2 separate regions of the Homo sapiens genome follow, and region 2 is linked to region 1. A link is a loop called in an ENCODE intact Hi-C map of the cell type or tissue named here. Cell type or tissue: endothelial cell of umbilical vein. All regions are shown on one strand. Each heading gives the region's core, and the rest is flanking DNA. Links, peaks and the distances in the headings are about the cores only.

What was found. Peaks named below come from ENCODE experiments on the same cell type or tissue, not always from the same donor. Only the 100,000 strongest peaks of a DNase experiment are listed, where the experiment ranks them.
Region 2: a loop joins it to region 1, with 5 times the contacts of the local background. A loop is called at or near these places in 4 of 110 quality-filtered maps.

Annotation. Positions count from the first base shown.
Region 1 is chr1:60,568,364-60,578,357 of GRCh38, reverse strand. The region is part of intron 4 of LINC01748 (long intergenic non-protein coding RNA 1748); the gene reads left to right. Among named protein-coding and RNA genes, the nearest start is that of LINC01748, 49 kb to the left of the region's middle. In endothelial cell of umbilical vein, for the core only: no CTCF peak of the experiment used is centred there; a DNase peak (open chromatin) is centred at 4,487; H3K27ac peaks cover 1,347 bases.
Region 2 is chr1:60,505,553-60,515,546 of GRCh38, reverse strand. No RefSeq gene overlaps it. Among named protein-coding and RNA genes, the nearest start is that of LINC01748, 110 kb to the left of the region's middle. In endothelial cell of umbilical vein, for the core only: no CTCF peak of the experiment used is centred there; DNase peaks (open chromatin) are centred at 5,166 and 7,526; H3K27ac peaks cover 1,222 bases.

The DNA of each region.
Region 1 (9,994 bases), core at 1,048-9,047:
TTTCATCCTGGGCTTCCCAAACTCTAGAACTATAGGGAAATAAAAATCTGCTCTTTATCAATTACCCAGATTTGAGTACTCTGTCATAGCAGCCCAAAATGTACTAAGAGACTCACTTATAGGGGTTTACAAGCTAACTGTTGAGATACTAAGGAATGAGGACATAAAGGCAGCCAAGGCCAAGTGCCAAATGAGAGAAACCATGACAAGTCACTGGGGGAGGAGATTCTTGAGGGCTAGGACAGTTAGGACAACTGACTTCTTTTAGGAGGTCAGGCTCAAGCTGGGCCCTGAAGAAAGACAAGCTCTTATTTGTATAGATGGGGGAAGAGGGAGCATGTGCGTTGCAGAAAGGGAGAAATGCCTTGGAAGAGAAATGTGTATGGAAAAAAGCATAGATAATTATGGGTGGTGCAGATCCTGTAAGGTGGCTTATCCATTGTACAATTTACAAAACCTTTTGCCTCATTGGAGCCTCTCCTCAGATCTAAGAGGAGCAGAGAACAAATTTTACTGTCTCCTTTTAAAGAATAAAGATGGAACTGAAACTCTGAGAGGTAAAGTGACTTGGCTAAGGTAGCGCCTCTAATCTGTAACAGAGTGGGGCATCAAACTCCAATCTGCTGCTCCTGAGGACTCAGGGAGGTGGCAGGAGGAGGGAGGGAATAAGACTAAAGAAGTTAGAGAAAAATTGGTGACTTTGAATGGCAATCTTAGGGTTTTTTTCTTTTCTCTCTGTAAGTGTAGAAAACCCCAAAAGCTTATGACCAAAGTAAACGTACAAGGTAATATTTTTGAAGGTTAGTTTGGCCACAGGATCTGGGGTGGATGTCTGTTCCTGAGACAAGGCAGTGTTCTTCTAGAATCTATTTATTCCAAGACCGTTGTCAAAATGAGTTTTAGGCCAAAGAGGGCTCTGTCCTTCATACCATCTTAGAGAAAGCCTTCTTAATCAGGGAAATGGAGCTATTAGCACACTGGCAGCCTTTTCTGTTCTGCATTTTAAATTGTTAATTCAATTTATTTCTGGATAAAATATCTGTAAATCAAGCCAGTTTGCAAAACTGACAGCTCCATGAAAAAAATGTTAGGGGAAAGAAGATCAGATGCATGACTAAGCTATATTTTAATTTAAGCAAGTGTTCTGATTAAATCATAAAGGGAATAAAAATGGCATAATGGGAACATCGTAACTTACTGAATTGGGGTCAGGTTTATCTCTCCATATAGCACCAATGCAATGAAGCAGTGGGCTTGGTGGAAAGATTCAGCTTTTGGAGTAGGTCAGATCTGGGCTGAAATCTTCGACAAAAGCTTGGTGATTTTTCCTTCACTGTTATAACTAGAGCATCTAGGACAGTATCAGAGTAGGTACTGTACAAATCCTTGTTGAAATTAAATGAAATGAGCACTTAGCCCTACCACTTTCCAACTGGAAAACATGGGAAAAATGAGTTCACCTTAGTATACCTCAGTTTTCTCACGTGTAAAATAGAGATAATGATATTACTTTATATAATAGTTGTAAGGATTAGCAATAGTAAAATATGGGCTTGTGGGATGGATTGGTTTAGATACCAGCTCCATGAGACCTGAGGTCGTAACCTAGAGTTACCTCTTGATGTATTACACAGCATGCTTTGCTGAGCTGCGACCATGCCCTGAAATGCCCTAGCTAAGCCAGACATTATTTAAGTTTATATCCTCTGCAAGGATTAGCAGGGTTATTATACTAATAGATGTTGAATTGTCAAAATTAAAATTTTTAGGGTAGCATAACTTTGATTCAAATTATTTTATTTGTTCATTTAGAGATACCTACATGATGGGCACACTTTAAAAATTATTATTATTCTATGATCTTTGATCTTGCCCACTGAGAGATACTATATTCTTTTGTCTTTTAAATTCCTACAACGAAGCCTCTTTTAAAGTGTTCCCATTTTGAAGGTGAGGAAACAGACTTGGAGAAATCTAGTGACAAGTTCGCAGACACAATAACATAAAAAGCAGTGCTGACGTTTGAACAGGACTTTTGGTTTCAAAGCCATTGTACCTTATAGGTGTGTTCCATATACATTTATTAATTGAATTAACGGGCAAAGGCCAATCATACTGGGCTTTAACTTCCCTTTAGTCACAAGATGTTCTTTTAGCTCCCAGAGTGAAGATATTAAAAACAAGAATCTGGCTTTGGTTCAGTTGCTAAAAGCATGTGTAGTCTAGAACTGTTAGATTTTTGTCAGACTATTCAGAAATATATATCAGTCTTACAAGAGCAAGGACATTTGTTCAATTTATAATGTACCCTCCCTTACACCAAAAGAAAAAGTAAAATAAAATAAAAAGGCCAAGGTAAAGCGGCTATGAATTTAATGTTCATAAAGGCAGCAGCGCACAGTTATTGTGTACTAATTATGTAACAGGCCTTGTGCTATGTGTTTTACATACATTATTTCACAATGGCCCTCTGAAGAAATAGTGTTGTCCACAAGCTTTAAAATAAGAAACTGCTCAGAACTCTCCCTTGGCTTCCTATCTCACTCAGGGTAGTGCTCCATTTCTCACAATGGCTCAGAAGGCCCTCCACAACCAGTTCAATGATCATAAATTGAGTGTAGGAAACACAATATGGGAAGTGAGATTAACATGTGTTACCTCTGCCCTACTACAGATATGGAAATGCTCAAGGCAATGTTACAGGAATATTGCCCAATGTCAGGAAACCTAAGTTTGGGCTTTGGGGTCAAACCTTTCATTTTCATGGCAATGTTTGAGAAAACCTAAATGAAAAGGGGCTGAATGTTGCCCTCACGTCACACAGAGTACAGAGTGGACAGAGGGCTGCAGTGTGACCAAAAAAGACAAAGGACTTTCTCAGTGAGTGAGTACAAAGGGGCAGTCACTGTGTGGGGCATATGTGAGGAAGCAAATATCCTTGAGGATACTTTTGATTAAAAACAAAAGAAACCACATTTTCTTTATCCAGTCTATCACTGATGGGCATGTAGGTTGATTCCCTGCTTTTGCTATTGTGAATAGTGTTGCAATGAATATACGCATTCATGAGTCTTTGTAATAGAATAATTTGTATTCCTTTGGGTATATACCCAGTAATGGGATTGCTGGGTCAAATGGCATTTCTGTTTTTAGGTCTTTGAGGAATTACCACACTGTCTTCTAAAATGCTTAAAGTAATTTACACTCCTACCAACAGTGTATAAACATTCCTCTTTCTCCACAACCTTACCAGCATCAGTTATTTTTTGACTTTTTAATAATAGCCATTCTGACTGATGTGAGATGGTGTCTCATTTTGGTTTTGATTTGAATTTCTCTAATGATCAGTTGGAATGAGGATGTTAATGGAACACTATGCAGCCATTAAAAAAAAATGAGTTCATGTCCTTTGCAGAGACATGAATGGAGCTGGAGGCCATTATCTTCAGCAAACTAATGCAAAACAGAAAACCAAATACCACATGTTCTCAATTATAAGTAGGAGCTAAATGATGAGAACACATGGACATATAGAGGGAAACGACACACACTGAGGCCTACCTGAGGATGGAGGGTGGGAGGAGGAAGAGGATAAGGAAAAATAACTAATGAGTACTAGGCTTAATATCTCGGTAATGAAATAATCTGTACAACAAACCCCCATGATGCAAGTTTACCTATAAAACAAACCTGCACATGTACCCCTGAACTTATAATAAAACTTCAAAACAAAACAAACAAAACAAAATAAAGCCTCTAATTAAAATGGAGAATGAGTAGCTATGGAGACAAAGGCTTTTCTGTAGATACTAGAGACAAGAAGGAGGCCCTGTTGCTTCAAAATGCTGAGGTTCCTTGAGAATGTCAGTGTAGCCTTCATAAAGCTCCGGATTTCTCTCTTTTGGGGCCATGAGGGGTTATTTGCTAATCTGGAAGTTGGCATTTCGGGTGAACTGGATTTTAACTCAGCTCACTCTTCATTTTTTTGATGGCCATGGAGAAGGGATAGTGAGAGATTGAGAAGTGGAGGCTCTGAACTCCTTGTGGAGCTGTGCTCACCTCACCCTCCACCTGGGTGAGCAGGAGTTGCAGATCCAAGGGCTTTGGGCCACTAGACCTCTGGGTGGTGAGGACAGACTGTGCAGAGAAGTCATCAGCCTAGGGATGGCCTTACCACAAACTCTCTAACCCTGTGCTTTACACACTCCTGACAGGTAGAAAGTAAATTTGCATAACAAACTGTTTAAATATTCAATTTTTATCCAGCTTCAAGGCACTCTTTGTCCTCGGTAGTTCTAATGATTAGTGACCCCTTCAAAATCAGCATCATTTGTCAAATCAAATTAGCCTCCTTACTAACTGCAAGGCAGTGACATTCATCTTTTTGATGCTTTCAAACCAGTCGGAGGTAAAGTTCTCAGATGGAATGGGGCTTGGTATGCTGCATGAGTCACTTCCTCAATGAGGCAATTGTCAGAAAAATAGGAGACGTAGCTCTAAGGTAAATATTGTTGGGTCATTTGAAATGTATGCAGATTTGACATTTCCCTTCTGATTAGCATGTCTACACATTAAAGTTTTGTGTATGTCACATTGGATAGTTCAGATGCCAGGGTAATGTCAGTGAGCACTTGATAGAAACTTAATTTTGCTCCTGATGAAGAAAATGGAAGGATGAAGAGGAAAACCTAAGGTGAGAACCTTATTTAGAGTGTACAGGGGGTATTCAGAATAAAAAAAAAAAATGCTGGGAAGGAAAGTGTCATTATCTACTATGTGCCAGTTACTTTATTACCTAATTTAGTCCTTTTAGGGATATTGACCCCGTTTGAATAATTAAAATAGGTGAATCAACAGGCTTAATGCCAACAGATAGTAGAATAGTAGAGCTGAAAGTTCAAGCTCATGTGTGTTTGATGCTGAAGTCCATGCTTCTTCCTGCAGAGTGTTGCCTCCATATGATGCAAAATATCCAACCTAGCCCTGACATGAAAACTTAATTGAAAGTATCCAACAGTGGGTAAGCATCCTGACTCTGTCATTACGTTGCAAATTTAAAATTAGAAACTCAGAGCATTTCCTGGTACAACTTGTTCTTTTGTAAATAATGACTCTTCAGTCTCCACTTGAACACTTGCAGTGACCAGGAGCTAGCTTATGATTTCACCATTCATCCATGTCTATATTTATTCCTATGTCCCTTCATATACCAATAATTATGTCCTTCCATATTTAAGTGTACAATTGTATCTGCATCTAATTATGACTTTAGAGTATTTGCTCTGTTAGGGACTATGTTGTGTCTTTCACTTATTGTATCATTTATCATCACAAGAAGCCAGTAAGATATGTTATATTATTATGTAGACTTAATGGAAAAAAAATACTTGGACTTAAAAAAGATAAGTAGCTTGCCTGAGCCACATAACTAAGGAGCAGCATGTCTAAGTAGTACATCACCTCCCAGTTTCAAACTTTTTTCTAATACAGTGCTAATCCACAGCTCATAATATGCAGAAAGAGCAATATCAGCTTTTATCCTCAATTTGAACTTGCCTATCTAATCCTGCTTTCTTATTTTGTGTTGTCAAAATCATATAAAATATAGTACTTGTTCAAGAACATTGGCAAAGTGCTCCAACTAAATCCAGGCTTTAGAGATCATCTGTACATAAGGGCTACCGCTAGGCACTTTTCTCATACCCAGCACCATACATTAGATCTGGGGTTGGCAACTATGGCCTACAGGTCAAATCTTTGTCCATGCCTGATCTTTTAAATAAAGTTTTATTGGAACATAGCCATGCTCATTCATTTACTTATTGCCTTTTTTCTCCACTACGAGAGCACAGTTGAATAGTTGTGACAAGACCATATATCCCATAAAGCCTAAAATATTTACTCTCTGATCCTTTCGACAGAGTTTGCTAACTCCGCATTAGGACTCTTGCATAAATCTATCATGTTACCTATGGAAAAGGTGTACAAAAGGGATACAGAGTATCTGGGGGTGGCCATGCATGCTATAGAATAAGTTGCAGAGTAATTGCCAAAATAGTGTTTTAAGCTGGAGAACCAAGACAAAGAAATGGTATCCAAAGTGTATTTTAGTTCAAGCTCTCTGCTATTAATGCAGGGATTCTAAAATTGCTCCTGCAATTCTCACCAAAGGGTCAGAGGATATTAACTTTATTCACTTATCCTGAATCTTCCCTGTAAAACAGTGATTCTCTCTCTCTCTCTCTCTCACTGTCTCTCTCTCTCACTGTCTCTCTCTCTCACTGTCTCTCTCTCTCTCTCACACACACACACACACACACCACTTACTGAACCATGAATAAAAATCCCAAATCTACTGAGTCATAAAAGCTTGGAATGAAACCAGGACATCTAAAATTTCAAAATGCTTTATCAAGCAACCAATGTCTGGGTATCATTGCCACAAGCAACTACAAATATATCTAATTCCTTTTGCAGCAAGCATTTGAAGATAATTATCATTTTCGTGGCTTTACATACATCTACATGTCAATAACTTGACCTTGGCTTTTATCTGAGCTGTCACTTGGCGTTTCCACTTGGCATCTCAAACTTTTCCTGCCTCAACACAAATTTTTGATTCCCCCACCAAAATCATCTCCATTGTCATTGATGGCGCCACTCCCTATTCAGTTATTTAAGTTCATATTCTAAAATGTTTCCATGATTTTTTTCTCCTCCCATCATATCCTATCCACATGTAAGTCTGAAATATATCCTGATTCTGTCAACCTCTCCCCATCACCACCCTAGGTCAAGACACCATTATGTCTCTCCTGGACTATTATGAGACATCCAGATCTTGTCCTTGCTTGGATTTTTGAATCCTTACAATCCACAATCTATTCTCCCCAAGATAGTCATAGTGATCTTCCTAAAATTATGTCAAGTCATTTTGTTACTTAAAGCCCTTCAATGATGTTTCATTACATTTAAGAAACAATACAAACTTCTTACTGTGTTCTGCAAACTACACGGGCTGATGATTGCCTAATTTTGTGAATCCATCTTTATCACTTTTCTACTCAGTAATTCATCCTAGCTGCATGTGTCTTTTTTCTGATCCTTGAAAACTAAGCTCATTCACTTACTGGGGACTTTGCACTTGCTGTTGAGCCTAGAAACTTCTTCATGGCTGGTTCCTCCTTATGCGGGAGTCAGCTCGGAGCATCCATCGCTGACTACCCTATCTAAAGCAGCTACAGTAAATCCTCGCTTAACATCGTCAGTAGTGTTCTTGGAAACTGTGATTTTAAGTGAGACAATGTACTGTATAACAAAACCAGTTTTACAAAGAGTTAGATTCCTATGGCATACAGTACATCATTTCACTTAACATTGCAGTTTCCAAGAACCTATCAACAATGTTAAGTGAGGACTTATACTTTAAAGCAATATGTTGGTTTTATTGCAGCATCTTCTTCGAGTTTCCATGTAGCTCTTATCACTATAAATATTATTATGAAATTATCATGTTTATTTGATTGTTTATTATCTGCCTTTCTGCAAAAGAATACAAGGGCCACAGGAATACACCAAGTACCTAGAACAATGAGTGGTGCATAATTCTTGCTTAATAAGTATTTGTTGAATGAATACTGCTTTTCTCTTTAATGTTTTATTCTTCAAGCTAAATCTCCCTACCCTTTCAAACATTTACCAAAGTATACTATGTGACTACAGTGTGAATTGGTTAACTATAATCTGTTCCCTGGTCACAAACAACCTATTCCAGAGCAGAACTTTCTATACTTTCTAAGAGGAGAAGCTGGTTTTCACTTTCCTTTGCAAGCTTCCTATGCATTTAGTACAATATTGTATACATGGTGGGTATTGAATAAATGTTGATGAATGGACTGTATAATGACTTTGGGGGTCCATACATCAAGATTTTCTTGAAGGGCAGGTAATTACTTGTACTTTATATCTGACGTTTTAATATAACTGGTGGCGGTCATTATCCCTTGTAATTGCATTTGCATCCTAGTCAATTCTTTCAAAAAAAAAAAGGAGAAAATAAGCAGAATTACTTTGTGAGCAATCCACAATTGGATTTGCATTTAAAAATTGCCAAGTGAGCACTCCTGCCTGATGGCCAAATGAAATTAATCTCTCCTAACTCAAGGTCTCATCTATTTGGAGAGAAGGGAGCTGGACTCATGGAGTGCTGCTGGCTCTCTAAATGATAAAAGTCATCACTCCCATTATTTATATTTTCAGGGTGCCTATGATGTTCTCTCACTGTGCTAGCCAATGGGAATATAGAGATGGCTAAGAGATTGTCCCTATTCTTCAGTTCTCCAATTCTAGGTTACATGATCAGAGGCCCTGTTCCGCCTGCACACTACTTCACAGAAATGCCCCACATTCTTAATAAGGGCATGGGTCAGATGTCCATGTTCATAATAGTCTATCCCCTCTTCTGGACACAGCTGTTGGTTCATAGTTAGACATCTGGCCCAGTGCAGTTAGTTTATATTTCTCAGAAGTTCGAATTAAAGGAATAAAGGGTAAGGGAGTTGGCCCCTGAGTTGTGTAAATGGTAGAACACAGATGTCCATCTGTGTTGCTCAGGTCTCTGGGAAGGCTTTATTTTTGACCTTCTTGAGACCTGATTGTTCATTTTTGCTTTTAGATTTCAGTGAGGTCTTAAGAGAATTCGATAGGCTTCTGTTTCTTGCAGCAACATTTCCATAAGAAACAGCTATGTAGATGGGGAGACATACAAACCAAAACCTGTACTTCAGTGTGTTCAGTACCATAGTAGAGGTTTGGGCAGGTTGCTATGTCAACAAAGAGGGAGTTCCTTAAACCTGGTCTAGGAATGTCAGAGGAAGCTTGCAGGAGGCATCAGCTAAACTGAGTCATGACAGAAAAGTAATAATTACCTTGGTGAGAAATGGTAGGGAGAAGAAAGTCAGGTTTAGGCAGCATGAACAAGCCAAGTGGAATGCAAAAGAGCAGGTATATTCTGGGAAGCACAAGTGTAGTATGATTGGAGCTCAAATAACAAGATGATGAAGTGGTAGGTAAGCACATAGAGAAGCAGGTAGTAGCCAGACTACGGGGTGTCTGCCGCTAAGGTGTTAGGAGTGGGGGCTTTACCTTGTAGGCTTCTCACCTGCTGAATGACCAGTTTTGATCCTTTCTCTGAAGGGATCCAAACCACATCTTCAGGCACCTTTTAGTTATTTCATGATTCTTTCTTTAGGAGTGACCCAAGGCAAACTTACAAAAAGAAGCACATGGCATGTGGAAAGAAGAGAAGATTCAAAATCAGTAGTCAGGATTTGAGCCTCTTCTCTTCTGCTTTCTAGCTGAAAAATGTCGAACAAAGAATTCAACATTACTTTTCTGAGCCTCTCTTTCCTCTTCTATGGAATGGAAGTAATAAAATATCTACCTCCCAGAGTTGTAGTTCAGACCCAACACATATATTTTTAGTGCTCTATCATATGTTAGTTTCTGAACTTTGCTCTTTCTCAGGAAGCATCCCACTGAATTAAAAACATCTGTTGAGTTAAATACTATTGTCTCTTCAATCAAATGGAGAAATTGAGGCTAATGAAGATAAAGAGCCTTGTTCCATTTCATACATCTAGAAGTAGAAGAGCTGGTATTAAAAATCCTACCTGTTGGACTTTATATCAGGTGCTCTTTTCCCAAACTACAGCTGCTTTATAAAGAAGCAAATGATAATTTTTAAAACAACACAATAGCAAAGCCATGGAATCAACTCAGTTTCCCATCAACTGTGGATTGGATAAAGAAAATGTGGTACATGTATATCATGGAATACTATGCAGACATAAAGAAGAACAAAATCGTGGCTTTTGCAGCAACATGGATGCAGCTGGAGGCCATTACTCTGAGTGAACTAACGCAGAAACAGAAAACCAAATACCCTTTGTTCTCCCTAATAAGTGGGAGCAAAACGATGGTACACGTGGACATA
Region 2 (9,994 bases), core at 714-8,713, 62 kb after region 1:
GGAAGGGAGGTGATATGAGTAGGCCTAGTGCTTGGCATGATCAAGCAAATATAGACCCTGCAGGGGTATGTAACTTCCATATGCTAATCCTACAGGAGGACTCCGATCGGACCTGTTTGCAGCACATGCCCACTTTTAAACTCTATTAGTCTGTTTTCTGTTTTAAAGGACCTGAAACTGGGCAGTTTATAAAGAAAAGAAATTTATTTCCTACAGTTATGGAGGCTGGGAAGTCCAAGTTTGAGGGTATGCATCTGTCGAGAGCCTTCTTGCTCGTGGGAACTCTGTGGCATCCTGATGCAGCACAGGGCATCACATGGAGATGGGGCTAAGAATGCTAATGTGCTAGCTCAGGTCTCTTTTATTTTTATGAAGCTACCAGTTTCCTTTCCATGATAACCCATTCATCTATTAACCCATTAATCCATTCACCCATGAATGATTAATTCATTCATGAAGACAGAGCCCTCATCATTTAATCATGTCTTAAAGCCTTCCCTCCAATACTGTAGTATTGGGTATTAAGTTTCAACGTGAATTTTGGAGGGGATATTTAAACCAAAGCATAGACCAATGTCCATGTCCAAAACACTAGGCTATTTCGGCTCTCTATGGGTTACATTACTCTCTCCAAGGCAGTGGCAAGAGTGGAGGCCACCTGTTGAGAGAAGATGGTTGTGCTGGGAGTTACAATCAAAGTTCCACTAAGAAAAAAAGCCCTTTATAAGTCGACTCCTGCCTATTTCTAAAATTTTTTCTGGTACACACCTTTTTTTTTCTGTACACACATTTTGTGTCACATAGAACTATAGGCAATATTCTGAAATAATATACGCTGGTTTACAATCAGCGCTTTCTTCAAATTGGAAACACCAAGAAATATCCACCTCTCTAAAATATAAAATTTCTGTTTTTTCATTCCGCTACCTCTAAGAAGTTTTTCCTGACTCCTCCTGCTGATAGATGGCACACACTTTCCCACTATACTTTCCCACTATATATATACTTTCCCACTATAGTGTGAGCCCCTGACAGCAGGGGGAGTTGTATCATTTTATGTTTATATCCCCAGCTCCATGCAAGGCCTTTCATGTATAAAAAGCATTTATTTGAGTTCATTGTAGATTCTGGATATTAGCCCTTTGTCAGATAAGTAGGTTGCAAAAATTTTCTCCCATTATGTATGTAGCCTGTTCACTCTGTTGGTGGTTTCTTTTGCTGTGCAGAAGCTCTTTAGTTTAAGTAGATCCCATTTGTCAATTTTGGCTTTTGTTGCCATTGCTTTTGGTGTTTTAGACATGAAGTCCTTGCCCATGCCTATGTCCTGAATGGTATTGCCTAGGATTTCTTCTAGGGTTTTTATGGTTTTAGGCCTAACCTGTAAATCTCTAATCCATCTTAAATTAATTTTTGTATAAAGTGTAAGGAAGGGATCCAGTTTCAGTTTTCTACATATGGCTAACCAGTTTCCCCAGCATCATTTATTAAATAGGGAATCCTTTCCCCATTCCTTGTTTTTGTCAGGTTTGTCAAAGATCAGATAGTGGTAGATATGCGACATTATTTCTGAGGGCTCTGTTCTGTTCCATCGATCTATATCTCTGTTTTGGTACCAGTACCATGATGTTTTGGTTCCTGTAGCCTTGTAGTATAGTTTGAAGTCATGTAGCGTGATGCCTCCAGCTTTGTTCTTTTGGCTTAGGATTGACTTGGCGATGCGGGCTCTTTTTTGGTTCCATATGAACTTTAAAGTAGTTTTTTCCAATTCTGTGAAGAAAGTCATTGGTGGCTTGATGGGGATGGCATTGAATCTATAAATCACCTTGGGCAGTATGGCCATTTTCACGGTATTGATTCTTCCTACCCATGAGCATGGAATGTTCTTCCATTTGTTTGTATCCTCTTTTACTTCATTGAGCAGTGGTTTGTAGTTCTCCTTGAAGAGGTCCTTCATGTCCCTTGTAAGTTTGATTCCTAGGTATTTTATTCTCTTTGAAGCAATTGTGAATGGGAGTTCACTCATGATTTGGCTCTCTGTTCATCTGTTATTGGTGTATAAGAATGCTTGTGATTTTTGCACATTGATTTTGTATCCTGAGATTTGCTGAAGTTGCTTATCAGCTTAAGGAGATTTTGGGCTGACACAATGGGGTTTTCTAGATATACAATGATGTCATCTGCAAACAGGGACAATTTGACTTCCTCTTTTCCTAATTGAATGCCCTTTATTTCCTTCTCCTGCCTGATTGCCCTGGCCAGAACTTCCAACACTATGTTGAATAGGAGTGGTGAGAGAGGGCATCCCTGTCTTGTGCCAGTTTTCAAAGGGAATACTTCCAGTTTTTGTCCATTCAGTATGATATTGGCTGTGGGTTTGTCATAGATAGCTCTTATTATTTTGAGATATGTCCCAACGATACCTAATTTATTGAGAGTTTTCAGCATGAAGCGTTGTTGAATTTTGTCAAAGGGCTTTTCTACACATATTGTGATAATCATGTGGTTTTTGTCTTTTGTTCTATTTATATGCTGGATTACGTTTGCCGATTTTTGTATGTTGAACCAGCCTTGCATCCCTGGGATGAAGCCCACTTGATCATGGTGGATAAGCTTTTTGATGTGTTGCTGGATTTGGTTTGCCAGTATTTTATTGAGGATTTTTGCATCAATGTTCATCAAGGATATTGGTCTAAAATTCTCTTTTTTTGTTGTGTCTCTGCCAGGCTTTGGTATCAGGATGATGCTGGCCTCATGAAATGAGTTAGGGAGGATTCCCTCTTTTTCTATTGATTGGAATAGTTTCAGAAGGAATGGTACCAGCTCCTCCTTGTACCTCTGGCAGAATTCGGCTATGAATCCATCTGGTCCTGGACTTTTTTTGGTTGGTAAGCTATTAATTATTGCCTCAATTTCAGAGCCTGTTATTGGTCTATTCAGAGATTCAACTTCTTCCTGGTTTAGTCTTGGGAGAGTGTATGTGTTGAGGAATTTATCCACTACTTCTGGATTTTCTAGTTTATTTGCGTAGAGGTGTTTATAGTATTCTCTGATGGTAGTTTGTATTTCTGTGGGATTGCTGGTGATATCCCCTTTGTCATTTTTTATTGCGTCTATTTGATTCTTCTCTCTTTTCTTCTTTATTAGCCTTGCTAGCTGTCTATCAATTTTGTTGATCTTTTCAAAGAACCAGCTCCTGGATTCATTGATTTTTTTGAAGGGTTTTTTGTGTCTCTATTTCCTTCAGTTCTGCTCTGATCTTAGTTATTTCTTGCCTTCTGCTAGCTTTTGAATGTGTTTGCTCTTGCTTCTCTAGTTCTTTTAATTGTGATGTTAGGGTGTCAATTTTAGATCTTTCCTGCTTTCTCTTGTGGGCATGTAGTGCTATAAATTTCCCGCTACACACTGCTTTGAATGTGTCCCAGAGATTCTGGTATGTTGTGTCTTTGTTCTCTTGGTTTCAAAGAACATCTTTATTTCTGCCTTCATTTCGTTATGTACCCAGTAGTCATTCAGCAGCAGGTTGTTCAGTTTCCATGTATTTGAGCAGTTTTGAGTGAGTTTCTTAATCCTGAGTTCTAGTTTGATTGCACTGTGGTCTGAGAGACAGTTTGTTATAATTTCTGTTCTTTTACATTTGCTGAGGAGTGCTTTACTTCCAACTATGTGGTCAATTTTGGAATAAGTGCGATGTGGTGCTGAGGAGAATGTGTATTCTGTTGATTTGGGGTGGAGAGTTCTGTAGATGTCTATTAGGTCCCACATAACAATAATGGGTGACTTAAACACCCCACTGTCAACATTAGACAGATCAATGAGACAGAAAGTTAACAAGGATATCCAGGAATTGAACTCAGCTCTGCACCAAGCAGACCTAACAGACATCTACAGAACTCAAGCACTGATCTTAAGAGCAGTTTATGATGAGTTCGTGTCCTTTGTAGGGACATGGATGAAATTGGAAATCATCATTCTTAGTAAACTATCACAAGAACAAAAAACCAAACACCACATATTCTCACTCATAGGTGGGAATTGAACAATGAGATCACATGGACACAGGAAGGGGAACATCACACTCTGGGGACTGTTGTGGGGTGGGGGGAGGGGGGAGGGATAGCATTGGGAGATACACCTAATGCTAGATGACAAGTTAGTGGGTGCAGCACACCAGCATGGCACATGTATACGTATGTAACTAACCTGCACAATGTGCACATGTACCCTAAAACTTAAAGTATAATAATAAAAAAATAAAAAATAAAAAATTAAAAAAATAAAAAAAAAGAAAATGTGGCACATATACACCATGGAATACTATGCAGCCATAAAAAATGATGAGTTCATGTCCTTTGTAGGGACATGGATGAAGCTGGAAACCATCATTCTCAGCAAACTATCGCAAGGACAAAAAACCAAACACTGCATGTTCTCACTCATAGGTGGGAATTGAACAATGAGAACACTGGGACACAGGAAGGGGAACATCACACACGGGGGACTGTTGTGGGGTGGGGGGAGGGGCGAGATATACCTAATGCTGAATGACGAGTTAATGGGTGCAGCACACCAACATGGCACATGTATACATATGTAACAAACCTGCACGTTGTGCACATGTACCCTAAAACTTAAAGTATAATAATAATAAAAAAATAAAAATAAAAAGCATTTAAAAAGTGTGGAATAAATGTTGACTAAACTATCAGTGTTCTAAAAAGATACATGATAGGGAAAAGAAGAAATTTTCAATAAATTAACCTGGACAAAATAGTTACTGACATATAGAGACATTGAATTTCTACCTCATACTTTACAAAACAATCAACTCCAAAATAAATAAAGACTCAAATGTCAAAGCAAACCTTTCAATTTTTTACAGGAAATAACAGATAATGATAGCTTTCTGATCTTGGAGTAAGGAAGGATTTGTAAATAGAGATTCTTAAAAAAGAAAATCCATAAAATAAAAAATTTGATACATTTCATTATAATCAGAACTGTTCATCAAAAGACACCTCAAAGAAAGTATCTGAAGTTGGATTTCCTAGAAGCAGAACCTGAGATGGAGATTTTTGTGCAAGTGATTTATTGAGGAAATGCCCTCAGGAAGAACCTATAGGGAAATGAAAGAAGCAAAACAGGGAGGGGAAGGAGTTGACTAAGGATGTGGTTTCAGCTGGAGACTAGTGTCAGCCAAATCCCATGGAAAACTGTGGGCACATGAATTATACCACAGAGGAAGTATTTCCTGGAGGGAAAGGAGTCAGCCTCTTGTATCTGTGTATTCATCAATTATTGGTTGCAGGCTGAACCCAGGGTAGGACACAAAAACTTTTGGGTGAGGCATGTCCATTTGCCAGGCACAGTTCTTTTGAGAAGGATGTAGTTGTGAATTGGTAACAGTTAACATTCATTTGAAAACAGCATCTACCAGGAGACTCAAAAGACAAGATTCCAACCAGGAAAAGATACTGACAATATATATGACTGACAGAGAGTTTGTATCAAAAATAAAAAGAAGTTCTACAAATAATTTTTAAAAATACATAAGGACGATATCTGAAGATATTCTCAATCTTATTAACAATTGAAGAAATGCAAATCAACACTAAAATGAGATACCATTTTACATCTACATGCTTGATAAAATATTACAATTCTGGCAATAATAATTATTGCAGAGAATGTGGATCATCAGGATCTCTCATACTTTGTTGGTGGGTTTATAAATTGTTATAACCACTTTGTAAAAGCAACTTGGCATTCTCCTGTAAAGTTATACATTCATATAATTTACAACCTGGCAATTACGCTCCCTCAAAATGTTAAATCATTCATGGCAGCATTATTCATAGCAGCAAAAACAAACAGAAAAAACTGAAATGACTCAAATTTGTATAAATAAAACAATGATTAAATAAATACTGGTATATTCATATAATGGAATATTACTCAGGAGTGAAAATCAAGAAACTGCAACTATATCAAAACAGTATGGATACATATCAGTAATATAAAGTTGAATTAAGAAAATCTAGTTCCAGAAGACTCTATGGAATATAATTTTAATACAACATTCAAAACAGGCAAAAATGAACCAAAACTAAACTAACTGTAAAAACAAACAAACAAACAAAGAAATGGTAAACATGCAATTCAAAATACGGATACTTTAGGGTTGGGCAGTAAACCAAGGGTTGGTGAGATGGGAAAAGAGTAGTATAGAGATATAGATAGCTAATGACAATATGTTAGGTATAAGGTTGAATGATGGATTCATGTGTATTAGTCATATCATTCAAATATGAATCCATGCATACACACATAAAATTAGGGATATGCATAAACTATCGATGACTGTGATAAACCTAAGAATAATATTAATCCAATTTCATACACCTGAGCTCTATTTAAGTAAAAGAATAGCTCCAAGGAATAAATTTATGAATGCATGGATGGTCTAAAAATTCCACTTAATTTAATATAGTCCACTAGATTTAAAGTCAAAAAAGGAGAGTTGATTTCCTGTCTTCCATTCATTTCTCATGGATATGGGGCAAGACTTTCTGAGTCTCAGGCTTCTCACCTTCCCTATTTGAAAAATGGCACTAAATACAGCTACTCTTACAATCCTGTGTGGTAATCTTGAAGTTCAAAAGGAGATCACATATGTAAGCTCGCTGTGTAAATTACAGATAGACGTATAGCTAGATATAAATATGTACATATCTTTAGATAAGAGAGATAATGATTGAGGATTGAATAGGTAATAATCGGTAGTCATAACAAAAAATGTTCCTGAATGTGTGCTGTGTGCCAGGCATGGAGCTAGGCACTGTCCAGCTGTGGAAATATATGTGTAGGCTGCTAACTGTAATGAAAATTGATAACATTCATATAGGGATATGATGTCAAAGTGTTGTTGGAACAGTAGTGTGAACTGGAGAAGACTTCACTGGAGATAAAATTGTGATGGTTCTTTAAGGATGAGCAATTTGCCAAGAAAGAAAAGAGGGAGGCTTCCAAGGTAGTTTGAACAGCATGTGACTTAGACAAGTTTAGGAAATGATGAGATTTCGGCATGACAGGCAGAAGACTGCAACCAAATTGATATTCAACTGGCACCAGAGTAGAGAACAGACCTCAAATTCTTGAAAGTAAAGAAATATATTATGCTTGTTATGACTTTTTTAAAAAAAGAATCCATTACATCTAATTTATCCTCAACCAAATCTTTCCCCAAATATTCATAAAGTCCCTTCCTAGAGAATAAGTCAATTACTAAAATGTATTATGCTTTCTGAATCTAACGAGCTATGAAGTTCATTCATAATTAACTTTTGTAAAAAGAAAAATATTTCATGAATACCATTTGTATTATTACTGTGAGATCATTTCCTTTGTACAAAGGAGAATAAACTTCAGAGCTCTATCAGCTCCACCCAATTCATTAAAACTTGTCTTTGATCCATAAGAAACATCCTAAGGTTTTTCCTCACTCAAAATTCTCTACTAAGCTTACTCGTTAAATTATCCCTGGGTCCTATCTTATATTTATTGAACTGTCTGAGAAAAACCACAGTGCCCACATCACTTGGAGACCCTTTATTCATGGCCTTAAAAAATGCCCCAACCACCAACAACGAAGAGATGATTGTATTACTCATTACTACTGTATAAATAGGGCCTTTTAATGTCTCATTTTATTGTAGTCTGGACAATTTTTTAAATATAATAGAATCCTGGTTTTGGGTTGTTACTTTACTTTAAAAGGAAAGTGAAGTGTCCCACTGTCTTTTAGAGAACAGACTAGAATACCATTCAAAGCAATAGTTGCCAAATTTTTAATTCTTCTATTGAAAATTAGGATTAATTTATTTTTTCTCTACTGGCTCAAGATTGCTATTTCCTCTAGATTCAGATAGGTCTACATTGGCAGAGAAAGTAAACAGCTTCTGCAAGAGCACCATATATCATACAGCTAATTTAGGGTCTTTCAGTAAATCGAGGGATTCATTTGGTATCTTGAAAGATCAATGCTACTTAAATGGTAAATAGTAGATGACAGACATCATTCTTTGTACATATTGCCATTACCTTTGGTTCCTCCTTTGTCCATATTCTCATTTCACTTGAAAGTTTTTTGTGGATTATCTCATCTACTCTCATAACTATACTTACCATTTCTAATTCTTTCTGAATACCTGTCAATACCTCTAGCCCCTACCTCTCCATTTGGCTCCAAATCGATTTATCCTAATTTGTATTGTATCTATTTGAATGCCTCCAAAGCATTTAAGTCTTATCATTTTCAAAACTAGACTCATCTATCCTATCCTTCCTCAACTTGCTCTCCAACCCGTATTCCAATATTTACTTATTTGTAACCTCCAAACAAGAAATCTGGGACTATCCTTGACCCAGTCCTTTTAAAATCCAATTTCCAAGTTCAGGGGATGGTTATTCCCTAAATATTTCTAAAATATACTCAATTGTATTTATTCCCATTACCACTTCCTTAATTCTAACCTTTATTATTCCATATCCCTATTACTATATTGCCCTCTTAAATAATTCCCTGCCTGTGTTATTTCCCTCTTCTCATTTTTGCGTCATATGTCTACAAGAATGCACTATCTAAAATGAAAATATAAATAAGTCCTTCACCTGCTTAGAACTTTTTGATGGTGTCACATTGACACTAAGAAAAAGAAATCCAAGAGGTTAGCATGACATAGGCCATCATGGTCTGGGTAGCTACTTCCATAGTCTTAGCTCTTGTTATTCCTCTCTTTATGTCTTAAGATCCAGGCACACTAAACTAGTGGCAAATTTGCTATATTCCTTTGCCTCATGAATGTTCCTCTTACTTGAAACACCCTTCCCCCTCTTTCCATTTGCTATAATTGCCTTTTTTTTTTAAGAGACAGCTCAAGCTTTATCTTATTTTAGATGATTTCCCTTATTCCTGGAAAGAATTTATGATTTCTTCCTTCTCTGTGTTCATCCTCTTTCTTGCACTCTGCCATAGCATCCATCAAACTGATTGTTTTTATTTGTTTACACGTTTATATCCCTCATTTAAGTATCAGCATTTTAAGGACAGAGGCCATGTCTTGTACATCCTGTTCCTACCACTCCAATTAGTGTCCAATCCAGAATAAGAATCTAGTAAATATTAGTTTCACAGTTAAATGGATTTCTTAAAGAAACAAATCAAGAGCCATAGAATATGTAATTTTCTACCCTGTTCTCATTTCAAACCAAGTATTAAATTTTTCCCAGGATGATTGTGTAAATGTCCGCATTCTTTATAGAAAACTCCACCTTTCATCAGCAGAGGTACTGTGTGGCCCTGTGGCCACCACAAGACCATGATGCAACAGGGTAACAGTCCAACATCAATACTGTTTGAAAGACTCAGGCATTTATCTCTGAATTCACTACTTGACCAAGGTCACATCACTAGGAAAGGAAGGAGCGAAGCATCAAATCCAGTCCCATTTGACTTGTGCCAAGCTCACTCAACCCTTTTGTCCAATTTGTCCCCCAACTTGAGTTAAACGGTGGGGCTGCATTTCTTTTCCTGCAGTCATGAAGTCTCTGTTACTAATCTCTTTTGATCATGCATCTTGGTCAAAACAAGCAATAATCTGCAGCCTAAATTCCTTAATAAAGAAATATTTCTCTCAAAGTAGCAGCAAAGTATGCAAGGAAATAGCTTTGCTAAAGCATACATCTAATTTGCATTGCCAAATAGCACATTTCTTCATTTAGTCTAAAACATATGCATTCAGGTTATCCAACAAGGTGGATGGCGATGAGGTGGGGTGGGATGGAGAGTAGTTACATTAACATTTGCATAGCTGAATACATATATCCAGATGATTCTTTTCAAAACAAAGATATAATGTGCTTCAAAATTTAATCAAAATATCTACCACTTGCAAAACAGAAACTCTACAAGCTCTGATATTACTTTTTAAAAATTGCC